2 separate regions of the Mus musculus genome follow, and region 2 is linked to region 1. Evidence: chromatin loops called from intact Hi-C (ENCODE). Cell type or tissue: left cerebral cortex. All regions are shown on one strand. Links, peaks and the distances in the headings refer to the core of each region. The heading gives the core; the rest is flanking DNA.

The links. Peaks named below come from ENCODE experiments on the same cell type or tissue, not always from the same donor. Only the 100,000 strongest peaks of a DNase experiment are listed, where the experiment ranks them.
Region 2: a loop joins it to region 1, with 2.1 times the contacts of the local background. A loop is called at or near these places in 2 of 42 quality-filtered maps.

Annotation. Positions count from the first base shown.
Region 1 is chrX:18,867,545-18,883,152 of GRCm38, forward strand. No RefSeq gene overlaps it. Among named protein-coding and RNA genes, the nearest start is that of Mir221, 270 kb to the right of the region's middle. In left cerebral cortex, for the core only: no CTCF peak of the experiment used is centred there; DNase peaks (open chromatin) are centred at 6,167, 6,668 and 8,488; H3K27ac peaks cover 253 bases.
Region 2 is chrX:18,688,178-18,703,785 of GRCm38, forward strand. No RefSeq gene overlaps it. Among named protein-coding and RNA genes, the nearest start is that of Dipk2b, 230 kb to the left of the region's middle. In left cerebral cortex, for the core only: no CTCF peak of the experiment used is centred there; no DNase peak of the experiment used is centred there.

The sequences.
Region 1 (15,608 bases), core at 2,552-10,551:
TTAATACAGAATTATCACATAAATAAATTATAGGTTTTGTGAATATTTTTGTAATTTGATTACATAGTTCTTGGTGTGAACTTTATAAGTGACAATGTTGTGTCACAATGTCAAGAGATGAGGTGTGCAAAAATCTTAGAAAACACTCATTTCTTTCTTGACATGTTTGAACTGGTGACCCAAGGTAAAACAACAAAGGAACCTACTTAGAGAAACAGGAGTCTTGACTCAAAGAAAACTCAGTTTGGGAAGAAGGCAACCCGTAAACAAACAAACAAAACCAACTTCATTCATTTCATTATTCACAAAACCCACTGCGCAATTATCTTAGTAGGTACTAGACATTATATACAACAGACAAGATAGGCACCACTCTGCCCTCAGAGAGCCCATAGTATGAGCAGGAAATTATCAGACACATGAAGTCACATAGCAGGTGTCCTCTAAGCCAGTCTAGTATTAGTGCTAAAAACACCCTTATGAGTGTCATCAAATTTCCCTGGTGAAAGGATTTCAAAAGAATTCAAGGATTCATAAGGGAGAACATTAATATTCTATAATATTATAAGAATAAGTATCACTATGTCTTCAAGCTGTTCTGCAAATAGTAGAGCAATTTAAAGGACTTTAAGATAAGTATGCTCAAATCATTCCTTCTCTAATTATTCTATTTCTGACTCCCCTAAGAAGAATCACTGTGGTGGTTCCTTTTTTTCTTTAGTTATTATGAAATACAATCTCTAGAATCATATTTCTAGAGACTATCACGGTTCTTCACCAGTAGCCACTATAAACAATAATGAATAAACTATAGTAAACTATAACTGGTCTAATGCAGTTTTGATAGTTTAACTATTTTAGTAAAAAATCTAATTCTTAGGAAAAACTAGTGTGGAAAATAGTGTATGGACTTCATTGACGAGTAGTCCCACTTTCAGTACCTACATATGCACTCTGAAAATTTTCTTTAAAAACATTCATAGAATTAAACATCCCTAAAAGGATACATTTTGGAACAGTTGCTTCAGTTTTTTATTTTTCCTTTTAAAATATCATCTTCATCTCTGTGTTCCCATTTTCACTATTCCTTCCTCTGAAACCTTTAAAAGCAAGATCTAGTAGGAATTTATTTGCTTCATTTTATGATTGGAAGAAAGTCTGGTCTACAGCCTACATTTTTAGAAACAAAAGTAGGATCAAGAAGGTTAATTAACTTGTCATGAACTCACTATGTACATTCATCGCAGTGGGAGGCCGGGAGGTGGGTGAGAGCAAAAGAAATATCAAAAGACTTCTACAGGAAGAAGCAAGAGTTAAGAAAACAGAAACTGGCTGCAAGGAAGATCAGAAGCAATATAAAAATGCTCACCCTTGGCATGCAAACTACCTTCTCTTGTTTCTTTTTGAGGGATGCCATGTAATAGCTCTGAGAACTACTGTAGTCAGACTAGTTTGCAGAGCATAACTAAGCACATTATTAACTAAGTATTTTTCAACTTCAGTGGCATTTTCCTCCTTTCTCTAATCTTGGAGGAAATAAGCTATTCCACCATGCTTCTTGTTGGGTTCAATCCACAGAAGTATAAGTATGAAGTAGGACAAAAGGAAGCAAACAGGGGGGAGCTTCCACTGGGTGGTCTGTCTCTCCTCCATTTGCCAATTTACATAGGGTCCTTCCTCTTTCTCAGGCTTATCAATGACTAGGGCTTCCTGGTGTGCTACTCTACAAGTGCATGACATTACACATTTGTTCTCACAATCCTTTATTTAGTCCTGTTATATGAACCTTCTGACTTCAACTGTGGTGCCCATGCAATCTTAGTTGATAGGCTATTTCCTCTAGGAAAAACAACAATATCATCTTTGTATGTACATAAAGTACATATACATAAAGATATACACAAGTAGGCTACTGGGGAGATAAACATGCTTTCCTGAACCTCCATTTCTATAACAGTGCTCAGCAGGAGCTTTTGCTTATGTGATGAGTTCTCCTGCAGGGCAAGACCTTCATAGCAAAACATCACCCCAGAGGGGGCCTACAGTTTAGTTTGGATGCTGCTGAAAGGAAATGGTCTTGTTACCCTGTGTTTCCTTTGGTGAAGTTAATGCTTCCTTATGGAAAAATAACTCTGCACTAAGGTATTTTATGCTTCCCTGTTTCTCTAAAGACTGCCATTTCCTTTTTTAAAAAGGAGATATTTTAATGTACATTCAACATAATTTTTCATGGGAATATGAGATGGAATAAAAAGGAAGAAGGGCTAATATTTGCAGAAATAATTTTAGCCTGGTACCCCATAGTGGGGAAAGGGATGAGGGAAGGGGGAAATGTAATGGAGGTAGGGGACAAAAGAGCCAGAAAGAGTGTAGATCTTGCTCCCCATTGTGTAGCACTAAGGACTGCCATTTCCTAAATCATGTTTATCTGGTTCGCTTTATGAATGTACAGAGAAAACACAAACACATTTTGTGAAGAGTTCACTTAGGAGACAGAAACATAGCCATTTTAACACTGTGCATATTTCCATGCTGGCAAGGCAGTGAGCCTTGTGTATTCCCGTGATCTTGGTGATGGTCTTCTTTGTGGACTAAGGTTGCTCTCTTAATCTAGTCTTTCTACTGTGAAATGTGGATGTAGACTTCAGCTACTGGTAACTTACTGCATTTTCAGTCTTGCTTTAGCTACTTTGCTGAAACAAATCACAAAGGAATTTTTTGACATTAAAAGAAAGCCCTTTTCTATGGCTATGTTTGGATCAGAAAAAAACCAAAACACTTTAGTGATGTTCAGAAATACGCTATTAACCATAACTCAAGAAATCTAACAGTGCAAAGGTTCTCCACTTGCACAAGATTTTTACCTTTATTAATTATTACTGTGTTATTGTAGATTTAATCTAAATACAATTCAGAATTTTATTTATTTACTCAGTTAACAAAGTATATTAAGCACTTACCATGTTCTAGATACTGAAGAAGGTATGAACATTTAAATTTTTTACATTTTATTTTATAACTAATTCATATTTCACACTCAATATTCCATTCCCTGTCCCTCCCCTTCCACACTCTGACTGTTCCACATCCCACAACTCCTCCACACCACACCCTGTCTCCACGTGGATGCCCCCACCCCCACCCTACCTGACCTCTAAACTCCCTGAGGCCTCCAGTCTCTTGAGGGTTAGGTGCTCTCTGAATGAACACAGACCTGGAAGTCCTCTACTGTATGTGTGTTGGGGGCATCATCTCAGCTGGTACATGCTGTCTGTTTGGTGGTCGACTCTCTCTCTCTCTTTCACTCTCTATCTCGCTAATATCCACTTATTAGTGAGTACATACCATGCATGTCCTTTGGGGTCTGACACTCAGTATGACATTTTCTAGTTCCATCTATTTGCCTGCAAAAGTCAGGATTTCCTCATTCTTAATTGCTGATTAGTATTCCATTGTGTAAATAAACCACATTTTTTTTCTATACCCATTCTTCTGTTGTGGGACATCTGGGTTGTTTCCAGCTTCTGGCTATCACAAATAAGGCCACTATGAACATAGTCGAACACGTGCCCCTGTGGTATGGTCGGGCATCTTTTGGGTATATTCCCAAGAGTGGTAAAGCTGGGTATTCAGGTAGATCTATTTTCAATTTTCTGAGAAACCTCCAGATTGATTTCCAGAGTGGTTGTAGCAGTTTGCAATCCCACCAGCAATGGAAGAGTGTTCCTCTTTCTCCACATCCTCTCCAACATGTGTTGTCACCTGAGATTTTGGTGTTAGCCATTCTGACTGGTGTAAAGTGGAGTCTCAGGATTGTTTTGATTTGCATTTCTCTTATCACTAAGGACTTTGAACATTTCTTTAGGTGTTTCTGAACCATTCTAGATTCCTCAGTTGTGAATTCTCGGTTTAGTCCTATACTTCATTTTTTATTGGGTTGTTTGGGTTTTTTTGGTGATTAACTTTTTGAGTTCTTTATATATTTTGAATATTACCCTCTATTGGATGTAGGGTTAGTGAAGATTTTTTCCCAATCAGTAGGTTGACGATTTGTCTTATTATCTATGTCCTTTGCCTTAAAGAATTTTTCAAGTTTTATGAGGTTCCATTTATCAATTGTTGATCTTAGAGCATGAGACATTGGAGTTCTGTTTAGGAAATTTCCCCCTGTGCCAGTGAGTTCACAACTCTTTTCCACTTTATCTTCTATTAGATGCAGTGTATCTTGTTTTATGTTGAGGTCCTTGGCCCACTTGGACTTGAGCTTTGTACAAGGTGACAAATATTTTCATTCTTCTACATACTGCCAGCCAGTTAGACCAGCACCATTTATTGAAGATGCTTTATTCTTTCCATTGTTCATTTTTGGCATCTTTTACCTTTATGTCCATCTCTTTTTTAGTTTGGGGAAGTTTTCTTCTATGATTTTTTTGAAGACATTTTCACATCCTTTGAGCTGGGAATCATGGTTCTCCTCTATTCCAATGATTCTTATGTTTGGTCTTTTCATTGTGTCCTGAATTTTCCGGATGCTTTAGGTTATGAGTTTGTTTTTTTTTTTTTTTTTTTTTTTCAAAAAAAAATTACTAGATATTTTCTTCATTTACATTTCAAGTGCTATCCTGAAAGTACCCTATACCCACCCCTCACCTTGCTCCCCAACCTATCTACTCCCACTTCCTGGCCCTGGCATTCCCCTGTACTGGGGCATATAATCTTGGCAAGACCAAGGCCTCTGGTTAGTAGTTTTTTATATTTTCAATTTTCTTTGACAGTTGTGTAAACCTCTTCTACTATATCTTCTACACCTGAGATTCATTCTTCTATCTCTTGAATTCTGTTGGTAATACTTAGATCTGCAATTCTTGACCTCTTTCCTAGGTTTTCCATTTCCAGGTTTGCCCCCATTTGTGTTTTCTTTATTGTTTCTACTTCTACTTTTGGGTCTTGGATTCCTTTATTCAATTCCTTCACCTATTTGCCTGTATTTCTTTCAGTGAGTTATTGATATCCTCTTTAAAAGACTCTGTTATCTTCATGAGATAGGATTTTAGGACAGAATTCTGATTTTCAGGTATATTAGTGTATTCAGGGATTGCTGTGGTAGGAGAACTGGGTTTTGGTGATGCCCATGTGTTGGTCTTGTGCTTGCCTTTTGCCATCTGGATATCCCTGGTGTTTGTTGATTCTGCCTCTTTTGTCCCTGGGTTGCTTCAGGTCTTCAGGTAGGCTTGTTGCCCTGTCTGTATCAGACCACCTGTGGGGCCTTCCAACTAGGGGCTCTACACAGGAGCAGAGAAGCTGCTGATCTGTTGCCCTGGCTGCAATATATCTCCTGGGAGGCTTTCAGACTATTGGGTCTTCCTTGGAGCCCTCAAGCTGTTGTCCAACTACTCTGAGAGCATTGGATCCTCAATTGCTCTGAGTACAGAGGGTCCTCAACTTCTCAATTGTTCAGATTGCTGTGTGCAACTGCTCTGAGTACAGTGGGTCCTCTGGAATGTATTGGGATATGGAATCTTCAGGGGGAGCAGACTAACTAGGTATCTGCCACAGCAGCAAGGACCAGGTAGAAGAGTTGGGAGGGATGGAAGGAAGGGGAATAGTATTGGGGAGGGCAAGGCTTTTGGTGAGTGATGGGTCCAGAGTCCACCAGACTCCTAGCAGCAGCTCTGGGACTAAGGGCTAGGGCTGGGGTGTTCTTACCAACTGCTCTGAGTGAAGCAGGTCCTTTGGAATGTATCGGAATATGGAGTCTTCATGGGAACAGACAAACTAGTGGTCTGCTCTAGCAGCAAGCACAGCATTTAAATTTTAAAAATTAAAATGGTGATTTAACCTACCTACTTATATCCATTGAAAAGCAACCAAGAATAGCATTAACTTCCTTGGACTGACTTCTTAGATTGTTGTTTTATTACAGGCCATATTAGGCACACATAGTAATTTTGTCATTTCTATCTTACTGAATCATTGTAGTCACTTGATTAATTTATTATGGCATGTGCTTTTTTATATATATGAGAAATCCAAGATAAATATACATGTCTAGGTAGTTAATTTATAGGCACATACCTGGAGGAATTGAAATTCTGGTGTCACACAGACAAACGTTTCATTGAGTGGCTACCATACATCTGGCCTCTGTCATTAGTGTTTTGCATGTGTTCATTTGTCTTGCTCATCCTGGAAGACTTTAAGCTCACAAGGGCTTTTTGTCATATATTTGTTTGAAACTATTCAAACATCTAAAATATGTTGAACATATTGTTAATCCATAAAAATTTGATACATCTGGTGAGATTTAACTTTTGAGTTATACTTTAAAAAAAAACCAACAGGGTGATTTAGCTTACATCTCTAGTTTGTACATGTTTAAAATAGTATTGGCATTGGTTTCTTTTTTTCCAAATGCCATTTCCTGCATGAATTTAATTTACTGTAGCTTGGGGTAATTGGGAGGGGTTGAGACCATTACCTGGGAGAAGTAATGGCTGGAGCTCTTACTCATATTCTTCTTGGGAAATTAATGCATGATTAATTCTTGAGTGGCCTAACCTGGACCTGGATCTCACTTCAGAGATTATGATTTTAATTCAACATATCCTGCCACACAGTGTGTGAAATATGCAGGCAGAAGTGATTGCTGTGAGATGAAAGCCCAGTTGTGTTTATTTTAAGAGACTTGCAGTTCTTTGCCAAAGCCAACATTCCTGGAGAGTGAATAGACTGAGTGAATCATTCAAAGTAGGTGAGAGGTCACAAGCCTGGAAAAAAAAATGAAATCTGAAAGTGTTTCCTGTCACATGGCAGCATTTTAAAGGGCATTTATAAAGTAGAAATTATCAGAGGGTTGTTTTTTAGGTTTTTGTTTTTGTTTTTGCTTTGAATTTAAGTGGAATCCTCTGCATGTGGCTCATATAGACTTCTCTCTTTGTTCTAGCTAATTAGTAGCATTGTTCACCTTTCCTGGAAATCAGAGCAAAGAATTATTCTGGTTCCTATCTCTGGCTCTGAACAGTGGTGTTACTGGGGAGCAAAACATTAGCTGAGTTTTTAAGGGCAATGTAGACACTCTCTTTGAAAATCACCTGGCACACAGCCAGGGCATGAATTTGGTGGGAACAAAACAAAATCTTTTGTGAACATTGGTTTGCTTAAGTGTCCAGGACTATAGACTAGCAACAAAGGCCATGTATGCCATTAAAGACTGAGAGCACAACAATTATTTATTGCGAGTGTATTATATAACTGGCACAATTATAACTTTAATTCCCATTGATCCAATATGATAAGTATGCGTGTGTGTGTGTGTGTGTGTGTGTGTGTGTGTGTTTGGTTGGTTTGGTTTTGGTGGGGTTTTTTGCCCTAGGGCACTTGTTATTAGGTTTAAAGTAAATGGATTTTAAAGACCTGAAGTTTTAGAACTACAGCCAAGTAGATATTGGACAGTCAGGACAAGATTCTAAAGGAGAATAGAAAGAACCCCTTCTGTTATCACCAATTAAAATAATCTGAATAACAAAGAATATAGCGTCCATTCCCTGACTCTATGGCATGCAACTTCTACCATTATATAAAAGACAAACAATAAATAAACCGATTTCTACTATTCACCATACCCTACATGAATGACAAGCAAGATACTCTTAATGACCCTAGCCTTAAGAGTAGCAAAAAGAGAAAAAAATACCACAAGATTCCAAAGCTAGACCCGACTCCTGTCCTTAAAGAACAATCACAATCTGTGAAGTCCAGTGACATTCAAAACAGAAGAAAAGTTCATACCAATTACTCACACAGAGTTACCTTGAGATAAATTAATAAGGCCTCAGAGGCCTCTCCTCAAAATACAGGGCCCTTGGAATAAGAGAGTAATAGTTTGTATTAGATTTTCCAGAAGTTTTTTCATTTCATAAATAGCTCTCATCTTATAGTGCAGGAAGAAGCTAAAGACCCCAGTAGAGTGGAGCATAGTGTGATAGGTCATAACATCTTGCTGAGACTGGGCATGGTAGAAAGTTCTGGCAGAAAAAATTCAAAGAAAGAAATTCCAACTGGAGTGCAGTCCTGTGGCAGTAGGGGGGGGTTCCATATAAGAGCATGAGAATTCATGGGTCAGGTTCATTTTCAGTAGGAGGAAATTATAAAGAGGTCTTGCTTTGATTTGTATCAAAGTTGAACTTTGGTGGTGACATTTGATGGTATGTGTGGTTGGGGCTCAGGTACCATCTTTAAAAGAATCTGTTCTATTCATTTTCCTTTGAAATATTTCTATCATAGATGTGTTGCAGAACTTGGAATGAAAGAAGTCTCAGGAGATGTGATTTGTGGGAACATTCTTGGCAACACCCTGGTAAGGATATTGCCATAAATTTCTCCTGGAAATGTGGGTGTTTCCTCTGCTTCAGGGCACTTGATGACAGCATAGGTCTACATATGAAAGAGCAAGGTACAAGTAGGCACAAGAGAAAATTAGGAAAACATCTGGGTGTGGTTTTCTCTTGTCTTTTACCAGGTTGGTGGTAGCTCTTGTCTTCCTTGGTTTCTACCCATCTCTATGACAGATGGGTGGCGTCTTTTGTGTGTGTGTGTTTTCCTGTTATTTCTGAAACCATAGGTAATTAAAGACATTGCCACAGCAATTTGCCACACACCCACTCTGATGGCTTTTTCAGCCTGCTACAGGCTTATTGATTCAGAACAGTGGTAGGCTGAGCTAACAGTGGTTTTATATAGTTGAGAAAACAAGAGAGAAAGGAGAAGAGGGCAGCTGTAGAAACAGCTCTCAGAGGAGTAGTTACTGTTGGATTTGTGGTAAGGGAAGCAATGGAAAGGACCAAAAAGCTGAGAGTAAGCCTTCCAAACAACCCAAGAACTGCAGAGCAGCTTCATGCAGAATTTAAGCAAAAAAAAAAAAGCCTGGGTATATACTGTGTTAGCATTCTGTCCAAACTCCACCCCACAGTTACCTGGCAACTGCCAGGTATGCTATGCCCCATAGTTACTTAACAATAGCCAGGTAGGCCTGACCCACTATAAAAGGGGCTGCTTGCCCCCTCCTTGCCCTCTTGCTCTCTTGCTTTCTCTTTCTCTTCCCTTCTCTCCCCTCTCTCCCCTTTCCCTTCCCTTCCCCCCTCTCTCTCCACATGCTCATGGCAGGCCTCTACTCTTCTACTCCTCTACTTCTCCTCTCTCTTTCTCTCTGTCTGTCTGTCTGTCTCTCTTTCTCTCTCTGTCTTTCTCTGCCTCTACTACCCCCTTGACTCCCCTCCCCATGCCCTTAATAAATTCGATTCTATACTATACCTATGTGTGGCTGGTCCCTCAGGGGGAAGGGATGCCTCAGCATGGGCTGGCTGAGGCACATCCCTTCCCCAATCATTGACTATACCTCCATAGAACATTCCCCCTTTCTTTATCTTTTTATAAACACATCATGCTGATTCACAATATTAAGTTTTGTATTTGTCATGTAACTATTTAATGAGAATATGTAACACATTCTAGAAGATACCCTAAAGAATATACAAATATTAGCTTGCTCAAATCATCGCAAACATGTAAAGTAGGCACTGATACTATATTCCCAAGTTCCTGAGTCATAGAACTATATACATCATCTTACCCAAGTTGTACACTATCTATGACATCTATTTTGCTAGTGTGCTAATGAAAATGCAAATGGAAGTACTTAGTACTATAGAATCTTGTGTAAGAGAAAGACTTGTTTTTTGTTAGAATGATTATGGTTACTACTTGCCATTGTTTTTCCTCTTATAGTTCTTGGTAATGGCTTCAGCATCTGTGAAGAAATACCAGCAGTTTCAATTCTGGAAGTCTCAGTTTAAACTCTGGCACTATTACTCAGTAGATATGAGACAGTGGATATGTTATGTAATATCTCCAAGTCAACTTCTTTTCACTTTTGTGACAGAGTCTCATTATTTAGGCCAGGCTGGCTTGGAAATCATTATCTTTCTGCCTCAGCCCAAGCTGAGATTACAGTCGTGTTCCACTGTGTCTGCCCTTAGTTTTTAAAAATATAACATCACGATAATAATTATCTACATTATTGGTTGTTAATAATATTAAATAAGGATACTTTGCAGCACTTAACAAATCACCTGGAAGACAGTAGTTGTCCAGTAAATATTTGTTGCTCATTTTACTATTTGTTGCAATTCAACTAAATTTTTATTCTTCAGATTTTTTTTTTATTTAGTGCATTAGTCACTTATATACAGGGATTTCCTGGTGACACTGATTTGCATTTATTTATTGAAGAGCCACTAGGTTTCAATCTATAGGTGAGATATACCATTTAATTCTGAACTTGGTGTAGCTGTGGGTTGTTTGTTTGTTTGTTTGTTTTTGTCAGTGCTGGAGATGGGACCCCAGATATTGAGTACAACAGAGAAGTGTTTTGTAACTGAACTACATCCCCAGACTGATGATGTAGCTATTATCTCATTGTTAATGATGTAGGAACTGAGGCTACAAAGATGCAATCACTGTTAGTCTACATGGCCACTCATAGGAGATTTTTCTGACCAACATACCAGTGTTCTTTCCAGCATTTTTTCCACCATCTCCTCACACACATGTCTTAGGCTCTCTAATTGAGCAATGTCAACCTACATTCTTTAATCATTTGCTATGCATGTGAGCAGATTCATACTTTCCACATGCTTCTTCAGGAAGTGATGGGGAATTCAGCTGGTGCCTCTCCCTCCCATCCATTGTCCTCTTCATCTCACATTTTATGCTTCAAAGGCCCAGCAATGCTTTCCTCCTACAGTTGAAAACCAGATAATTTCCTATTTGGGATTTTCAGAGAATAATAAAGTTAACAAAAACACAGGATTTTATCTATGAATATGATTTCTTACATCACCATCAAGCATAAATCCATGGATCTCACCTTTGTAGGCAGTGAATTTGGTTTAAAGACAGAGCATGGCCCCTTACCTTCAGAAATAAACAGAAGAGCTGTAGTGGGCTGATGGGTTTGAAGTTGCCTAGTTGAAGTGGCCTGTACATTATGCTGTACAGAGAGCTCTGCCTGCAAGTCAGGCCTGAATCTCCACCCAAGGACTCCTAAAGGGGAAAGACTCCTTGGGTATAGTGATGAACCTGTGGTCCTCTAGTACGTGATTCCAGATTGTTTTATCTTTGTAGTCATTCGACACTTTCTTAAACAGCTGCTGTCTAGAGTTGAAGTGCAAGTCTGGTATTGGTATTGTTAGTGTTGTCTCTGCCCTCCAGGTATGGCCTCCCCAGTTTTTGGGTGTGGTCTTCCACTAAATACTAACTCCTTTTGTCTCCCAAATTACATTAAAACTTGTGCTGGTGGGTTTTTTGTTTGTTTGTTTGTTTGTTTTACATCTGGCTTTGTGTTTGATGCTTGATAAATGAATCTTCCTGGAACTCTGAAGTATCAGTGAGTCTAGGTTCTTTTGTGGCTCTTCTTATGCTAATGGGGTGTTTTTAGAAACAAATCCTTAATCTGATAGATGGAGATTAAAAATCATGGGCACTGGTAAACATTCTGATACCTCTCAAAGTATACTATCTTGAATTATTTGATTTGTGATTTTTGCATAAACAGTTATATGCACATTTGAAAAAGATCCTGGAAAAGTGGTACAGTGTGGTGATTATGTTTACGGTTTGGGGAAGTAAAATGTACCAATTATAATTTGTGGTTTTCATTCTGTTCTGTCCTAGTGGGTCATGTCTGTGTATTGTATTTTATTTCTTTTATGATCCCCCAGACTAGACTCTTGTCAGAAAGGGAAACTTGGAACAGAGAGCTTGAAAGAGGGAGCAGACAATTGAAAAGAGGCTCCACTAGCCCATATTGGTTCTTGAACAGTTCTGTACAGCTGCATCAGTATGGGTCTTAGCTGTGGTTAACATTACTTCTGATCCTTAGATACTATGAATCTGCTTGCCTTCCCACTCCTCATTCTGTCCCAGTGACTAGCCTTCCTGAATGTTTGTGGCGGTGGAATGTGAGAAACAGATGCAATAGACCTTTTCTCCTTCCCATCATAGCGAATTTCCTTTGATAGATAAAAGACAATTCTGACTTTAGCAGTGGGTGGTTTTATAGTAGTATGTAGTCTTGCTTCTTCAAATAAATTCTGGTTTTAAAAGAGATCTTCACAATGAAACTAATATTGTATACAGGTATTCCCAGGAGTGACCCAACTTTGCTAGTATGACATATAGAAAGCACCACCTAGGAGCTGAGCAGTGATTATTCTGTGTGATTAAATAAACAGAAGTCGTGCCTTCTCAGGGCCCTTGATTTTGATGTTGCTTCACGAATGAACAGTGTTAAAGGTGGTGACCTGGGTGCAGGAAGAGGATAATGACATATCACAAACAGCAGAGTTGATCTGTCCTGAAGTCAAGGAGGAAGAGGTGGCAATGAGCCCTGATGTTTTTCAGAGAGGAAATATGTGACTTAGGTCCAGTATAGACCATCAGTTATGTATCAGGTGTTTGGCACATGACATCTGGGCCTTTATTTCTTGTCATCAGAATATTGTATACTCAAGAAGGAAGATAAGGCCAGACATGAAGCCCTGAGGGAGAGTATCAATGCATAGTAAAAAGAAAGGTTGAATGAAGACTTCAAGTTCATCCAGGTCTACCTTACTATATAGCAACTATGAGACCACAGGCCACACTTATAACCCCCGAACATTGCTTCACCTGAACAATAAGGATGTGAGTTCCTATTTGTAGGGATATGGAAAGAGTGCAGTGTGAGTTGTAGGCTGAGTCCTACACAGGAAGAGGCTGACAAGAGTATTTTGTGTGTTCTCTTGTAAGTGCTCACAGAGAAGACGAGGATGGAAGCAGCAGAAGCAAGTTAGGTACTGGAAAGGCTATAAAGAAAATAAAGTCTCAGCCTGACTGATCCTGCAGGTTTCCATGAGGGAGGGTGTGGTGGCCAGCATCAACTCTAAGCATTCTTATGTTGTCTGTGTTTGAGAAATGGCTCCAGGTTTGTCATGGGCTGCTAGAAAATAAAGGGATGTGATTTCTCTCTTTGTTAGGTTTGATGCTAACAAAGGTCCCCAGAGAAAGTAAAAAGAATAAGACAGTTATGAGGCCAAGAAATCATGACATCGACTGTGTTAGAAAAAAAATATTATTGTTGATCAAGGACATGCAACTGCACTCAGTCAGGGTCAAAATACTGGCTAACATCTGGAAACTTCCATAAGAGAGTACACTCCTAAACAAACTACAAGTGAGTTTGTATTGAAAGCCTGACCAACAGAAGAATATTAAGGTATGATAATCTAAGGGAAGCATAGGTGTTCCCCTTGACAAAGCATACTGCTCTACACAAGAGAGAGAATAGAAATACTGCCCAGTCCATACTCTCAGAAGCCTCTTTAGAATCACCTTTGCTGGACGGTATTTTTTTTCTAAGAAAGCTCACCTACCACAGACATAGGATTTTTAGAAGTTAAATTTGCAAGCTAGTTCTAGCAAAAGAAAGCTAACACTGGAAAGAGCAAGCAGGTGTTTCTCAGGGGACTAGCTTTGCTGCAAGTGATTCCCCAGAAGGTATTGGAGAAAAGAAATAATTCTACATCCCAAATTCTCAAAAATCAGAGGGAACTTGGTGTTGGGCAGTGGCTCTTGACCTGTGAGTTACAATTCCCTCGGAAATGTTGAATGATCCATTGACCTGGGTCTCCTAATACCGTCAGAAAACATAGATATTATGTTACAATTCAGTACAGTGGCAAAATTACAGTATAAAATAGCAATGAAATTAATTTTATGGTTAAGGGCCAACAAACAGGCAGACCTGTACTAAAGGGTTGCAGTATTAGAAAGGTTGAGAACCTCTGGTGGGTAACACAACAGTCTTCATGGGTAAAGACCTTGTTACAGTCATACATAAAGAAACAATGATCACTCGATGTTAGAGAAGGATGATGTCTTGTTACTTTTGTGATTGTTCAGTGGCTTTATTTTATTTTATTCCTTTTCCACTGTTTTGATGAGCTGAGAACATCATGGCCTTTCTGCCAGTAGGTCCATTTCTCACTTTCTCTACTTGTCAGCAGAAATGTATTTCATTTTCTCAATGGCACCCGCCCTTTTCCCTCATCAAAGTTTAAAAAACAGCCTTATTTTGTGGCTGTGCAAATTTTAAGGATATGCCAGTCCTTGTACCACATGGGATATGTCAGTCCTTGTACCACCTGGGATATGCTACCAAAACTCCATAGGAAGTGTTTTTAAATTTTAATAGCAAGACATTCTCTGACTTAAAAAGCTGTAGTCTTTCTTACCACAGATTCTGCACTTCTTTTGGGTTTTAGGAGGTATGCAGCCAAACTTGAAGCAGCTTCAGGCCCAGTGTTTGGGTCCACACCTTTACACCTGCTTTTCTCTTTTGGACACTCTTTTTTTTCCCTTCCTTCTTTTCTTTTCTTTTCCTTTCTTTTCTTTTCCTTTCTTTTCTTTTCTTTTCTTTTCTTTTCTTTTCTTTTCTTTTCTTTTCTTTTCTTTTCTTTTCCTGCTTCTCCTCCTCCTTGTCCTCCTTGTCCTCCTCGTCCTCCTCGTCCTTTCCTTGTCCTCCTCCTCCTCCTCCTCCTCCTCCTCCTCCTCCTCCTCCTCCTCCTCCCTCCTTTTCTTTCTAATGGGTGGTAATAGTTGGGGATTTTTGCAGGCAGACAGCAGGGGTCACCATGGAGCTGTGCATGGTGGAGAGGTCTCTTACAGTTGTTCTGAAATGGCACGGGGCTTAATTATGCGATTCAGATGTGTATTCCTTTTGCTCTGACTGTTTAAAACTTCACAGTATCATTTCAGTAATCAATAGATACAGTTGTTTGAAGGAAAGGAGAAAAGGTAGCTTCATACAGTGTTTTCAAAAAATCATGTCAAACCCTATGGAACTCTGAAAAAAAAGTGGTTACAAAATGTGTTTACTTAAATATTGTGAAATGAGGATGGAAATTCGAAGGGCAGGGTATTTGTCATCTACTCATGACTAGCAGATGGCCGCCTCCTCCTCCTCCTCCTCTGCAAGCCGAGTGACTCACATTGTACAGGGTGTGCAAAATGAAATTTCAAAACTCTACTGAGAAGAGGTGGCAGTGCCATAACTTGATGCTGGAGGAATGTGCCAGCCAGATGACTTTGCCAGCCAACATTTTGCCAAAGACTCAAACAAAATGTCTCTCACTGGAACGAGTTTGGATGTGTGTTCAGTCCATCATATCTGAAAGGATCAAGGATATGCTTCAGGTTGTGCGTGAGCCTGGGTGCATTTGAAAGGGAGGGTGGTCTGCTTTGCCAGACCAGATCTGGGTGGTAATCACTGCTAGCAAGGTGAGTCATGTCAGATGCACTCACCTGTTTTTGTTTGTCAGCCCGAGAATGGTGTCAGGTCTGCCTCCAGCCAACAACAGAACAAAGTCTGGGCTGTTATCAAAATCCTCCAATAAATGGGAGTCAAGTTTACAGATGATAATTTAAGTTCAAAGTTCTCTTTTTTTCTCTTTTGTTTAATAAAAAGAAACTTTGGCTCTGCTATGCTTAACCAAAACACTAGGTTGTGTTTT
Region 2 (15,608 bases), core at 3,607-11,606, 180 kb before region 1:
CTACTAACATGTGAAACATGAATATAAGTGAGCTGCAGAACAACAGATAAATGTTACCTCCTTTCATGATGGCCCATGGGGCCATGTGCTTATCAGGGCCAGCATGTGGGCAGACATGTCCTTGTTTACATGATTGTTCTGTGCCATGACTTCATCTCACTTACTGTCCTCCAAGTAGTTACCCTATACTAGAAGATCTCCAGCAGCCTGTGTGGACATAGGAAGTTAGGAGTCTTGGATAACAATTTGAGATGTGCAATCATTTGGTCTAATTCTTCCAAGGCTTTTTGTGCTTCGAGCATTTTTTTTTCTCAGACAGTAGAGCTCCTCCCAATATCCTCAGTCATCCTTCCCTCTTCGATAGGTGAGTCATGCCTACCTAAAGGGTCACATTTCTCTGGCAGGCTATGTAAGATTGCTTGCCACATTATGGGTGTTTTAGTTAGGAGTTTGCTGCTGTGAACAGATACTATGACCAAGGGAATGCTTATAAGGACAGCATTTAATTGGGGCTGGCTTACAGGTTCAGAAATTCAGTCCTGTATCATCAAGGCAGGAGGATGACAGTGTCCAGAAAGGCATGGTACAGGAGGAGTTGTGCCTTCTACATCTTCATCTGAAGGCTTCTAGGAAAAAACTAGCTCACATGTGATTATGGGGAGGGTCTTTTTGCCCACCCTACAGTGACACACTTCCTTCAACAAGGCCACACCCACTTCAACAAGGCCACATCTCCAAATATTGCCACTCCTCAGGCCAAGCCTATTCAAACAACCACAAAAAGTAATATCACAATCTATCATATCACATCATATGTATCATAGACTTTCTTTGGGTGATGTTCTGTATGTAACTCCTTACATTTAGGAACGTCAGTGGATGCTCACAGTCAACTATTGGATGGTTCCCCAATGGAGGAGCTAGAGAAAGTATCCAAGGAGCTAAAGAGATCTGCAACCCTGTAGGTGCAACAACATTATGAACTAACCAGTACCCCGGAGCTCTTGACTCTAGCTGCATATGTATCAAAAGATGGCCTAGTCGGCCATCACTGGAAAGAGAGGCCCATTGGACTTGCAAACTTTATATGCCCCAGTACAGGGGAACGCCAGGGCCAAGAAGTGGGAGTGGGTGGGTAGGGGAGTGGGGGGGGAGGGTGTGGGGGACTTTTGGGATAGCATTGGAAATGTGATTGAGGAAAATACGTAAAAAAAAAAAAACGTTTTTATGTTTTCATTCTATTTGTCATCTCCTTTTATCAACTGCACACCACACCCTGATACCCCAAGCCTATCTTGACTTTTTTCCCTTTCTAGCTAAGAATTCTTCCGATCCTTCTCTTTCCTTTATCTTTACTTTCACTAACAGTTTTTCATTATTCTTGTCACTTTCTACCCTCCCCCCTTTATACCTTCCTTCCCATCAAGAATTTCTTTCCTTTACTTCTGTTCCTTCTTTCCCACTGCTATTAGTGTCCCTCCTTCTATTTTCATTTATTAACCTGTTCCATTTTATTCATTAGCACTGGATCACAGAGTTCCAGAAGATGGAAGGTCATATAGTAGTGCAGATGTCAAAGCCTCTTAGGCTAAAATCAGTTCTTTAACTGTCCATTCACTCTGAATAACAGAGTCTATAGTAGTGGCCACCATGGATTTAGATCTGTAGACAGTGAATAAATTCTCAGGATGGACCATGTAGAGACTGCCATATCCAGGGATCCACCCCATAATCAGCATCCAAACGCTGACACCATTGCATATACTAGCAAGATTTTATCGAAAGGACCCAGATGTAGCTGTCTCTTGTGAGACTATGCCGGGGCCTAGCAAACACAGAAGTGGATGCTCACAGTCAGCTAATGGATGGATCACAGGGCTCCCAATGGAGGAGCTAGAGAAAGTACCCAAGGAGCTAAAGGGATCTGCAACCCTATAGGTGGAACAACATTATGAACTAACCAGTACCCCGGAGCTCTTGACTCTAGCTGCATATGTATCAAAAGATGGCCTAGTCGGCCATCACTGGAAAGAGAGGCCCATTGGACACGCAAACTTTATATGCCCCAGTACAGGGGAACGCCAGGGCCAAAAAGGGGGAGTGGGTGGGTAGGGGAGTGGGGGTGGGTGGGTATGGGGGACTTTTGGTATAGCATTGGAAATGTAAATGAGCTAAATACCTAATAAAAATGGAAAAAAAAATTCTCTCTGCAGCTGGAACTGTAAATATAGACTGCCCAGTCTGGTTCATGACTCATCTGCTCTTGAAATTACAAAGGCAGGAAGATCACAGAGTGTCTTCAAGGCTAGTCTAATGGCCTTCACATTTTTTGAAGGCCACCATCTCCTCTGAGAATCAACTGAAACTCTTAGACCATTTTCTCAGAAAAATGCCATTCCCTTGAAGATTTGCTTGAAGTATTTGTGATGGTTTCTGTAAAATGCTTCTGTAGACATTCAGGTTGCCTTGACTACCTAATTGTAGCAGAGCAAAATAGCTCTTGGCTTGCTTGTACAGATAGATACTCAAGGTCTTTATATGGTTTCACTTTTGAAAACCCTTCCCTCACTCCTCCTTTCAGCACAAAATCAAGATTTGCTCAGAGATTGTTGTCCTGCTAGCAGTAATCAATACATCTTTTAATTATAATTGTATTGAGCCTATGGTCTGGATCAGGAACTCCATAACAATGTTAAGGAGTACACAGATATCCTGCAACATATTCATGGGTTTTCTAAAAGTTCTTCAGTTGAAAGTCAGACAGTATAAGTTCAAATTCCAAAGAAGGGTCTGTTTTCCTGACAATTGGTGTCACAAGCTGGAAGACTGAGAAATATGGCAGAGCTCTGCTGATAATTTTCTAGATCCAGTGCACACTGGTTAATTATACCAATCTTAAGCTTTCGCTGCTCTCTGTAAACAGGGACATCGCTTTTTAAGGTTTCTCCTTTCTTGACCTAGCTATTTTTACTGCAGAATCTCTGAGGTACAACTTCATCCAGAAAATGTTCAACCAGAGAGCTGTAGCTTTCCACAACTTCCTCTTTAGTCAGCTTGGTCATATCCTTCATTCAAACCTTCTGACTCAGTGTGGCTATTGCCACACGAAAACTGAATACAAGAGAGAAGGATCCCACTTACTCAACTTTGGAAATCATTTTTTTCTTGAAGTCTGACCTCTGGGTTTAATCAATGTGACCTTATGAATTAACTTGTGTATTATTTTAAGCATGTTCCTTATGTTTTATTTGTATCCTTAATGGAAATTTAGTGCTTCTTAATTAATTAGTCTCCTTCTTCTTGATGCCCATTAGGTCTTCCAAGTTTACACACAAAATCAGATTTTCAAGAGCAATTTACATTTCTCTCTCTTTTGTTAGGTGTTGCTTGAAATGGCCTTTCTTCAATGACTTCAATTAACAGGTACTAAAAGCAATCTTTGTGTGAAATTTAGCTCTAATCAGAAGGAAGCTAAAGAGAGCAGTATCAAACATTGGCTATGTCTAGATTGTGTTTTCCAGTCAGGGCAGGGAACTATTGGGACTAGGATAAAGCAGGGAATAAGAGTGACACAGGCAGGTGGGAATTCACAGGCTCAATTGATTATTAATCCTTTTGCCAGGAGAGTTGTGATGTGCCAAGTTCAAAAGGTCTTAATTAGGGTTTTACTGCTGTGAGCAGACCCATGACCAAGGTAAATATTATAAAGGACAACATTTAATTGGGGCTGGCTTATAGGTTCAGAGGTTCAGTCCATTATCATCAAGGTGGGAGCATAGCAGAATCTATGCAGGCATAGTGCAGGCAGAGCTGATAGTTCTACATGTTCACCTGAAGCCTGCTAGTAGAATACTGACTTCCAGGCAGCTAGGATGAGAGTCTTAAAGACCACATCTACAGTGACACACCTACTCTAAAAAGGCCACATCTACTCCAACAGGACCATACCTTCTAATAGTGCCACTCCCTGGAACAAGGATATACAAACCTTAACATTCCACTCCCTAGACCCCATAGGCTTATTCAAACATGTGTGTCTATGGGAGCCATACCTAGACATAGCAGAATGCAAAATATATTTAGTCCAACTTCAAAAGTCCCATAGCCTATAGCAGTTTCAACAATATAAAAAGTCCAAAGTTAAAAGTCTCTTCTGAGATTCATCCAATCACTTAAGTATAATCCCCAAAGCAAGGCAGGAAAGTAGCTGGGCAAACGCTAAACTGAATCTCTATGTCTGATGTCAAAACAAAGTTCAGATCTCCAACTCCTTTTTCACATTTGTTGTCTGTAACAAACTTCTTTCTCTTCAGCTGGTTCCACTCCCTATTAGCAGCTTTCTTCAACAGATAGCTCACATCTCTGGCATCTCGAACATCTTGTGATCTCCAAGGCAATTTCAATGTTACAGCCTTGGATATTTCTGGAACACCACTTCTCTGTACTCTCAGAAAACACTTCCCAAATATTTCACCTCAATGATGCTGGTCTCTTTAATCACCACTAATTTCTTAGCTCCAGATAACTAACATCAATTGTCTCAGTAGTCCCTTCTATTATGGACTCTAAAGCCAGAGTTACATGAGTTCTGCTGCTTGCTGGGGCTGGAACATGGCTCCTTGTACTATTGCATTGTTACTAAATTTCTGTTTTCCAACTTCTTCACTGCCTAAGTTTGGCTGTCCTGGATCTTGCTCTGTAGGTTGACCTTGAACTCAGAGATCTGCATACCTGTCTCCTGGGATTAAAGGTGTGTACCATCACTTGGAGACTTAAGCTTTTCTTTACCTAGAACTTGCTCTGTCCCAGGCTGGCTGGCTTTATCTCCTGGGATTAAATTTATGTCCACAACACCTGGATTTAAATTTATCTAGGTAGAATCTTACCCTAAAGTCTCACTCCCTTAATCTTTTATCTCCTAGAACACAGGATTTTGCTCCATTTCACTTCCTGGTGCCCCTTTAATACTCAAACCATATATTTTATATTTATCCTTTCTAAGCTTGCTATGCTTCTTCAAAATGTTCTTCATGAGACTTAACCAGAGAAGAAAGTCTCTGCCAGGCTTTTTTGAGACTACCTTTGTCAATGCAATTAATATAAATCTCTTTACCTTAGCCTCAGGTAGACTGTTCAGACAAGGGCAAAAAGCAGTCACATTCTTCACCAACATACCACAAAAAAACAGTCTCTACACCACATACTGCATTCTCCCTTGTTGGTGGCCCAGGCTCTATGAGCCACCCGTGGTCCCAGAAGAGTTGACTCTGGGTCTACTTGTGGTGTCCTTGACCTATCTGACTTGCTCATTTCTATCCCTCTCTCTTCCAAAACACTCCCTCAGATCTGCCTGACTTTTGATGTGGGTCTATATTTCTGCCTTTATCTGCTGCTGAATGAAGCCTCTTAGGAGGCATTTATGCTAGATTCCTATCTGTAAGCATAACAGGGCATCTTCAAGTGTCAGGGGTTGATTCTCAGGAGAAAACAAATAGTCTTCTGAGGTGGATTGAGAGATATGACAGGCTAAGAGAGGAGGTGAGGAGGGGAACAGGGATGTTGATCAGGTGTTGGGAAAAGAGGAGTGAGAGAGGCCTGGGATGGGAGAGGATACAGGGAGTCTATGGACGTGACTCTAGGTTATATTACTACAAGGGGAATAAGATTCATGCATGCACTCTCCCTTGGGACCCAGTTTCTTTGGGTCTATGGAGTGTAGCATGGGCATACTGTATTTTGTGGCTAGTATCCACTTATAAGTGAATACACACCATGTCTGTTCTTTGAGGACTGGGTTACCACACTCAGGATGATATTCTCAGGATCTATCCATTTTGTCTGCAAAATTCATGATGTCTTTGTTTTTCATAGCTGAATAGTATTCCATTGTGTAGATGTAACACATTTTCTTTATTCATTATTCAGTTGAGGAACATCTAGGTTGTTTCCAGTTTCTGGCTATTACAAATAAAGCTGCTATGAACATAGTTGCACAAGTGTTCCTGTGGTATATTGAGGCATCTTTTTGGGTATATGTCCAGGAGTGATTTATCTATGTCTTAAGATAGAACTATTTCTGGTTTTTGAGAAACTACCAAATCAATTTCAAAAGTGGTTGTACAAGATTGCACTCCCAACAGCAATGGAGGAATGTATTTCTTGCTCCACATCCTCACCAACAAGTGCTATCACTTGAGTTTTTGATCTTAGCTATTCTGACAGCTGTAAGGTGGAATCTCAGAATTGTTTTGATTTGCATTTCCCTAATGACTAAGGATGTTGAACATTTTTAAAAGTGCTTCTCAGACATTCAAGATACCTTTGTTGAGAATTCTGTTTAGTTCTGTATCCCATTTCTTAATTGGGTTATTTGGGATTTTGGCGTCTAACTTCTTGAGTTCTTTGTAAATTTTGGATGATCTCTAGGAGATGTAGGATTGGTGAAGATCTTTTCTCAATTTGTAGGCTGTCATTTTGTCCTATTAACAGTGTCCTTTGCTTTACATAAGCTTTTCAGTTTCATGAGCTCCCATTTATCAATTGTTGATCTTAGACCCTGAGCCACTGCTGTTCTGTTCAGGATGTTGTCATCTGTGCCAATGAGTTCAAGGTTATTCCCCACTCTATGTTCTAGTACATTTAGTGTATCTGGTTTTATACAGAGATCTTTGATCCACTCAAGTCCAATTGAGTTTTGTGCAGGGTGATAGATATGGGTCTATTTGTATTCTTCTACATGCATAGATCCAGTTAGACCGGCACCATTTTTGAAGATGCTTTCTTTTTCCACTGGATGGTTTTACCTTCGTTTTTCAAAAATCAAAGGGATGTGGGTTTATTTTAGGGTCTTCAGCTCAATTCCATTGATAAATCTGTTTGTTTCTATATCAATACCATGCAATTATTTTTATTACTATTGCTCTGTAGATCAGCTTGATCTAAGGGATGGTGATTTTTTATTGATCAGGATTCCTTTAGCTATTGTTGTGGTTTGAATATGCTTGGCCCAGGGAGTGGCACTATTTGGAGGTGTGGCCTTGTTGGAGTAGGTATGTCACCCTGGTGTGGGCTTAAGACCCTGATCTTAGCTGCCTAGAAGTCAGTCTTCCACTAGTAGCCTTCAGATGAAAATATAGAACTCTCAGTTCTTCTTGTACCAGGCCTGCCTGGATTCTATGATGTTCCTGCCTTGATGATTCTACCCCAATCAAATGTTGTCCTTTATAAGACTTGCCTTGGTTATGGTGTCTGTTAACAGCAGTAAAAACCAAGATAGCTATCCTGGGTTATTTTTGTTTGTTTGTTTGTTTTTCCACATGAAGCTGAGAATTGCTCTTCCAATGTCTAAAGAGTTGTGTTAGAATTTTGATGGGAATTTCATTGAATCTGTAGATACTTATAAATTATTTTGGTAATATGGTCCTTTCACTGTATTAATCCTATTGATCATGATCAAGGGAGATCTTTCCATCTTCTGATATCTTCCTCAATTTCTTTCTTCAGCAAGTTGAAATGCTTGTCTTACAGGTCTTCCACTTGCTTGGTTAGAGTTAGACCAAGATATTTTATATTATTTGTGGCTATTGTGAAGGGTAGTATTTAGCTGATTTCTTTCTCAGCCATTTATCATTTACATAAAGGAGGGCTACTGAGTTTTATGAGTTAATTTTGTATCCAGTTACATTGCTGAAGGTGATTATCAGCTGTAGGAATTCTCTGGTAGAATTTTGGGGGTTACCGATTTATACTATCATATCATCTACAAATATAGATACTTTGACATCTTCCTTTCCAATTTGCATCCCTTGGATTTTCTTTTGTTGTCTTATTGCTCTGGGTAGAACTTCAAGTTCTATACTGAATAGATAGGGAGAGAGTGGGCGTCCTTGTCTTACCTCTGACTTCAGTGGAAATGCTTTAAGATTAAGTTTCTTTCCATTTAGTTTGATGTTGGTTATTGGCTTATTAGAAATTGCTTTGATTATATTTAAGTATGTGCCCTATATCCCTGATGTCTCTAATATCTTTAACATGAAGGGGTGTTGGTTTTTGTGAAAGGCTTCTCTAGTGTCTAATGAGATATTCATGTCATTTTTTTCCTTTCAGTTTGTTTATATGTTAGATTATGTTGATGGATTTTCATATATTGAACCATCCTGCATCTGTAGGATGAAGCCTACTTGACCATGTTGGAAGATGTTTTAGATGTGTTGCTGAATTTAGTATGGAAGCATTTTACTGAGTGTTTTTGAATTAATGTTCATAAGAGAAATTGGTCTGAAATTCTGTTTGTTGAGTATTTGTGTGGTTTAGGTATCAGAGTGATTGTGACTTCATAGAATTTGGCAAGGTTCCTTCAGTTTCTACTTTGTGAAATAGTTTGCGGAGTACTGACATTAATTCTTCCTTGAGAGTCTGGTAGAATTCTGTGCTAAAACCATCTGTGCTGAGCGTTTTTTGTTTTGTTTTGTTTTGTTTTTGTTTTTGTTTTTTGGTTTTTTTTTTTTTTTTTTGGTTGGGAGATATTTATTGATAGTTTTTATTTCTCTAGGGGATATAAGTCTGCTTACATAGTTTACCTGACCTCGATTTAACTTTGGTAAGTGGTATCTGCCTAGAGAATCATCCGTTTTGTTAAGATTTTCCATTTTTGTGGTGTACAGGCTTTTGAAGTAAGATTTAATGTTTCTTTGAATTTCTTCAATGTCAATTGTTATGTCTACCTTTTCATTTCTGATTTTGTTTGTTTGAATACTGTCTTTCTGTCTTTTAGCTAGTTTGGCCAAGGGTTTGTCTATCTTGTTGATTTTCTTAAAAAAACAAAACAAAACAAAACAAAAAAACAAACAAACAAACAAAAAACAAACAAAAAAAAACAGCTCTTTGCTTTGTTGATTCTTTGTATTATGTTCTTTGTTTCTAATTGATTCATTCCAGTCCTGATTTTGATTATTTCCTGCCTTCTACTCCTCTTTGGTGTATTTGCTTCTTTTTCATCTTTGTTTTTTTTTTTTTTTTTTCCCTAGAGTTTTTAGAGTTTCAGTTTGCTTTTAAATATCTGGTATGAAAACTTTTGAATTTTTTTATGAAGGCACTTAGTGTTATGAAAATTTCTCCTAGCACTGTTTGTATTTTGTCCCATAAGTTTGGGTATATTGTGCCTTTATTTTCATTGAATTCTAGAAAGTCTTTAATTTCTTTATTTCTTCCCTGACCCAGACACCATTGAGTAGATAGTTATTTGGTTTCCATGAGTGTGTAGGCTTTCTGGTGTTTCTCTTGTTTTTGAAGTCCAGCTTTAAGCCATGGTAGTGTGATTAGATAGATACAATGAATTCAATTTCTTGTATTTGTTGAGACTTGCTTTGTGACTGACTATAGGGTCTGTTTGGAGAGAATTCCATTAGGTGCAGAAAAGAAAGTATATTATTTTGTGTTTGGGTTAAATATTCTATAGATGTCTGTTAGGTCCATCTGATTCATAACATGTTAGTTTTATTGTTTCTCTGTTTAGTTTTGGTCTGGATGATCTGTCAACTTGTGACTATGGGGTGTTGAATTCTCCTACCACTAGTATGTGGGGCTCAATGTGTGATTTAAGCTTTAGTAATGTTTCTTTTACAAATGTGGGTGCCCTTGTATTTGAGGCATAGATATTCAGAATTAAAATATCATCTTCATAGATTTTTTCCTTTTATGACTATGAAGTTTCCTTCTCCAACTCTTTTGATTACTTTTGGTTAAAGTCTATATTATTAGATATTAGAATTGCTACTTCAATTTGCTTCTTGTGTCCATTTGCTTAGAAAACTTTTGCCCAGTCCTTTACTCTGAGGCAATGTCTATCTTTATTGCTGAGATATGTTTCTTGTATGCAGCAGAATCCTGTTTTTGCATTCATTCTGTTAGTTTGTGTCATTTTATTGGGGAATTGATTCCACTGATGTTGAGAGTTACTAATGACCAGTGATTGTTAATTTCTGCTATTTTGATGTTGGTGGTATTCATGTGTGTGTGTGTGTGTGTTTATGTTTATGTTTGTTTCCTTGTTTTTTGCTGGTATTGGATTACTTATTTCTTGTGTTTTCTTGGATGTTGTTTTGTTATACTTATTGTGTTGGAGTTTTCCTTCTAGTGTTTTATGTAGAGCTGGATTTGTGGATAAATATTGTTTAAACTTGGTTCTGTCATGGAATAGTTTGTGTTCTCCATCTATGATGATCGAGAGTTTTTCTGGGTATGGTAGTCTAGGTTGGCATCTGTGGGTTGCTTTTAAGAGGTTACTGGATATCTGTCTAGGCTCTTCTTGCTTTTAGAGTTTCTGTTGAGAAGTCTGATGTAATTTTGATAGGTCTGCATTTGTATGTTACCTACCCTTTTCCCCTTGATGCTTTTAATATTATTTCTTTGTACCATAGATTTAGTGATTTGATTATTATGAGTCAGAGGATTTTATTTTCTGGTCCAGTCTAATTGGTGTTCTCTAAGCTCTTGTATGTTTATAGGTATTTCTGTATGTTGCAAAAGGTTTTGTTTTGTTTTATTTCGTTTTGTTTTGTTTTTTTTTTTTGTTTGTTTTCAATGATTTTTTTTGTTGTTGTTGAAAATATTTTCTGGTCCTTGGAACTGGGACTCTTCACCTTGTTCTAGTCCTATTTTTCTTAGGTTAGGCCTTTTCACAATATACCAGATTTCCTGGATGTTTTGTGTCAGGGACTTCGTTTAGATTTAACATTTTGTGACTCATGTATCAATTTTTTCTATTGTATATTCTATATCTGAGTTTCTCTCTTCCACCTCCTGTATTCTGTTGGTGATGCTTGAATCTGTTGTTCCTGTTCTCCTCTCTAGGCTTTCTATCTACAGAATTTCCTCAGTTTGCATTTTCTTTTTACTTCTGTCTCCACTCTCAAGTCTTGCACAGTTTTGCTTATTTACGTCACCTGTTTAATTGCATTTCCCTGTATTTCTTTACGGGATTTATTTGCCTCCTCTTTAAAGACTTCTGTTTTCTGTATGCCTTTAAGGGATGTATTTATCTCCTTTTGAAAGGCCTCTATCTTCTTTACAAGATTGGATTGAAGGTCATCTTGTGCTTTGTTTGTGCTAAGATAGCCAGTGCTTGCTGTTCTAGTATAGCTATGCTCTCAAGGTATCAAATTGCCCAGGGTTTTGTTGATTTTTTTTTATAGCCTTTAGCCCTCTGCTTGTCCCTGGATATTCCTATTGTAGTAGGTATTGGGAGGGAGCCTAACCTTAATGATCCTGTTTTTGCAGGCTCCTGGTGTGTGTATCCTTGGCCTGGACAATGGTACTCAGGGAATGGTGCAAGTCTCCCAGCTATTGAGTATGCTGGGAATGTGGTGGGAAGGGGATTAGGTAGAGGAAGGCAAGTAGAGAAATGGGTGTATAATGGAGGTCTGGAGGATACTAGGCCACTCAGAGAACCTGCACATGCCCCACAGGACTCAGCCAGCAGGGAAAATGGGTGCAGGAAGAGAATCTAACCTGTTTGGTTCTGGATCAGCAGGTCTGATGAAAGTGGATGGAGAGGTCATAGGACAATAGAGTTCTGGGGTGACAGCCTGCATGATGTGGACACCCTTCTTAATGTTTGCAGACTTTGGCTTGCAATATTTTTTCTAAATATTTATCTTTTTCTTTTCTGTGTATTGGTGTATTGCCTACATTTATGTCTGTGAAGGTACTAAAACCCCTGGAATTTGAGCTGCAGACAGTTGTGAGCTGCCATGTGGGTATAGAAAATTAAACCCAGTTGATCTAGAAGAACAGACAGTGCTCTTAACCTCTGAGACACCCCTCTAGTCCCTGGATTGCCAAAACTTTGTTTTTATACTTACCTTCTTGGGGACTGACCTTCTCTTCTTCCCTCCATCTCCCTGCCCATCCTCTATGCCCCTTTGCCTTCAAGACTCTCCTTTCCACTTGTGTGTCACACATGTTCTCTTGCCATCCTCATCTATTCACTAAAATCCATTCTTCTCTTCCCATTAGTTCTTTGTAGTTTCAGAACCTACAGCCACATTAATTTCCACAAAAGCACACATATGATCACACCAACACGGAGTTTTCAGTCCTGAAAGAAAACATACAAATATCATTATGCAAATATACAAATATCATTATGCGAATGATGGCTTAGCAGTTAAGCAGGTTCAATTTAGGAATATATATATATATATATATATATATATATATATATATATATATACAAATAGTAGAAAAAGAAACTATGGATTTGAAGGAGACCCAGGAGAGTTCCAAGGGAGAAATTTAGTTATAATCAAAGGAAAAAAAGAAGCTAGACTATTAGTATATTCTAAGTGAGATGATTTTTGTATCATGCATAAAAAGTTGGGTCAAGTCCTAACTGTCTAAGCATTCAAATATCACATGTTTTTCTGAACCTCAATATTCTCGTTTGTGAAACATGAATAATGATACTTACCTTGTTGGATTGCTATGGGTGTTAAAAAAATATCTGGGCAAAGGAGGTGTCTCAAGCAGGTGAATGTGCAGGCCTGACAACCTCAGTTTGATCCACAGAATCCACATAAAAAGCCAGATGCAGCAGTGCACATTTGTAATTGCAGTACCTACCCAGCTTAGAATGGGTAAAACAGTTCCTAAATGCTAGGAGCAATGAATATTTTTTGAGATATTTCTTAGGTTTTTTTTTTCTTTTGAGAATTATTGTTTTTGTCTCTGGTCTATTTTCCAAATGGGCTATTTTTTCCAACTCTAATTAAGATATTCTAGATATTAAATCTATCTATGTATCTATCTATCTATCTATCTATCTATCTATCTATCTATCTATCTATGGCAAAAATTCTCCCCCATTGTGTGAACATTATCATCACCTGGTTGATTGTTTCTTTATCTGTGCAGAAGCATTTTAATTTCATGAAATGTTACTTGTCAACTATTGGCCTTACATCTTGGTGAAATGGAGTCTTATTCAAGCTTATTCATTTACTTTCCTACACCTATGTCATATAGTGAATGGCTGTAATTTTGTATATTCTGCTTTGGGTGTTTGATTTTGTTCCGCTGGTTCACGTGTCTGTTTTGTTGTTGTTGTTGTTGCTACTAAGAGTCTGACATATTGATTGACGTCTGAAATGGTAATCTGTTTAGAATTATTCTTTTTGCTCAGTATTGTTTGGCCTATACAGTGTCTTAAATGTTTTCATATAAATTTTAGGATAATATATTTCTATTTATGTAAGGTATGGGATGGGAAGTTTGAGATAGCATTGGATCTATAAATGGCTTTTGATAAAATGATCATTTCTACAATATTAATTCTATTAGTCCATGAGTATTGAATGCCTTTCTATTTTCTAGTTGAATCATCCCTGCATCTCAGAGCAGAGAAAAAGGCATTGTGATGATGGTGGATAATTTTTTTAGATATATGTCAGTGATTCCTTTGCAAGTTTTTAATTGAGCATCTTTTGGTCTATACCCACTAAGGATATTGACTTGTAGCTCTTTCTTCTTTACATGTTTTGGCATTAGTGTAATATTGGCTTCTAAGAAGAAGTTTCAGAGTGCTCATTCTTTTTTTTTTTCCACTAAAAAAAGTAATTTAAGAAGAATTGGCTGAAGATCTTTGAAAGTATGGTAGAATTCTTCTATGACTCTATCTAGGCCTAGAAGTTTTAGTTGGTAGAATTTTATTACTGTTTTAATGTGCTTGTTTAACATGTACCCTTTTAAATTGTTGATTGCTTCATTTAATTTTGCTGGTTAAATTAATCTAGAAATTCATCCTTTTCTTTCAAAATTTGCAACTTAATAAAGTACATAAGGACCCACATTCATGTCTTTTTATTTTATTTTGTGTTATTTTGTTTTGTGATCTACTAAATTTAACCAGAAAAATCTTTGTGACCATAGGTTTTTAAGTGTCCAGTGAAATCTGTTAAGCTCAGCAGTGGGACTTCATCTGAAGATAGTAACTACCTCTCCCCTATACCATATCAGTAGTAGGTCAGCAGAAAAAAAGTAAGGCTCTGCAAGCTGCTTCCTTATTCATGCATGACTATTGGTAAACCTGTGTAGGGCCAATGTAGGCAAGCATATAAGAGATTGTAATTGCAATACTCACATTAACATTATATCCAGAAAATGGCATTTTGTGCTCCTTCTCTGTATCTTCTCTTACATTCTTTTTTCATCTCATCTTCTCAAAGACCAAAGGAGATGCTACTTTGCCATTTTTGTTTGATGGCAATAATAACAATGATAAATATTGGAGAGAAACTGGAGAGATTGGCAAAGTTAGACATTTCTGGTTGGAACATGAAATAGTAGAGCCACTGTTCAAAGCAGTTCAATGGATCTCCAGGAAGTTACAAGAGAATTACCATATAACTGATCTATTGCTTTCTTAGGTCTATGTAGCTAAAGACATTGAAGTCAGAAACTCACATGCTTCTATGACAAAGTTTGTGAAACATTATTTACAATAGTCAAAAGTTATAAACATTCTGTTTCCATAATTAATGGGTAAGCATATTATGGTGCTTCAATACAGTGGAATATTATTCAGTCTTTAAGAGGAATGAAACTTCACTTTGCATGAGTGAACCTTGGAATACTGTATGAAGTAAGTGAATATGAGAACAGAACGATAAAAATTGCATCTATGAGAAGTGAATTATTATAGAAAGTAACAAGAGATAGCCACAGGCTAAAAAGGAGGAGAGTTGATAAGCTTTTGCTTAAGAGTTATGAAATTTCTACTTAGGCTATGAAAAGTCTTTGAAATAGACAGTGGTGACAGTGGCACAATGCTGAGAATATGCTTAATGCCATTAGATTGTGCATAAAACGGTTGCAATGGTAAAATGGACTTTTAAAAAATAAAAGATGTTATATTTTACAACAATAAAAATTGTAAGAATATCCAGGACTATGTAGCCAATACAAAATGAACCCCACATTTTTTTAATGTGGAATTTTTTGTTTTGTCTTGGCATTTTTTGTCTTATTGGAATTTTATTTATCATTTTTGTTATCTTTTCTTTGAAAGAGAGAGAGCATAATGTTCAATGGGTAGGGAGGTAGGGAGGATCTGGGAGAAGTTGTGGAAGTAAAATACATATTCAAAATATATCATCTGAAAATTTATAAATAAGTAAAATGAGTCTCTTAATAAAGATGTTGAATATGACTTGACTGTTGTTTGCCAGCCATTGCTCTTGATGCCACTTCTACTTAGATATTTGACAATCTCAAGTCAATATTTCTAATTATTTTACATTGAATTCTAAGATTTTGCATTTTAATAATGATGCTAATTATTTCAATAATAATAATGCTACTATGTTCCTGATTATTTTAGATACATTGTCATTGATTTTTACATATAAGTGCTACTGAAATTTCTTGTTATTTATTTAAATTTCTAATGTTGTCTCCCTTCCCAGTTTCCCCTCCAGAAACCCCCTATCCCATCTTACTACCCCTCCCCTGCTTCTATGAGGGTGTTCTCCTACCCACCCACTAACTCCCTACTCCTGCCTCACTGCCCTAGCATCACCCTACACTGGGTATTGAGCCTCCACAGGATCAAG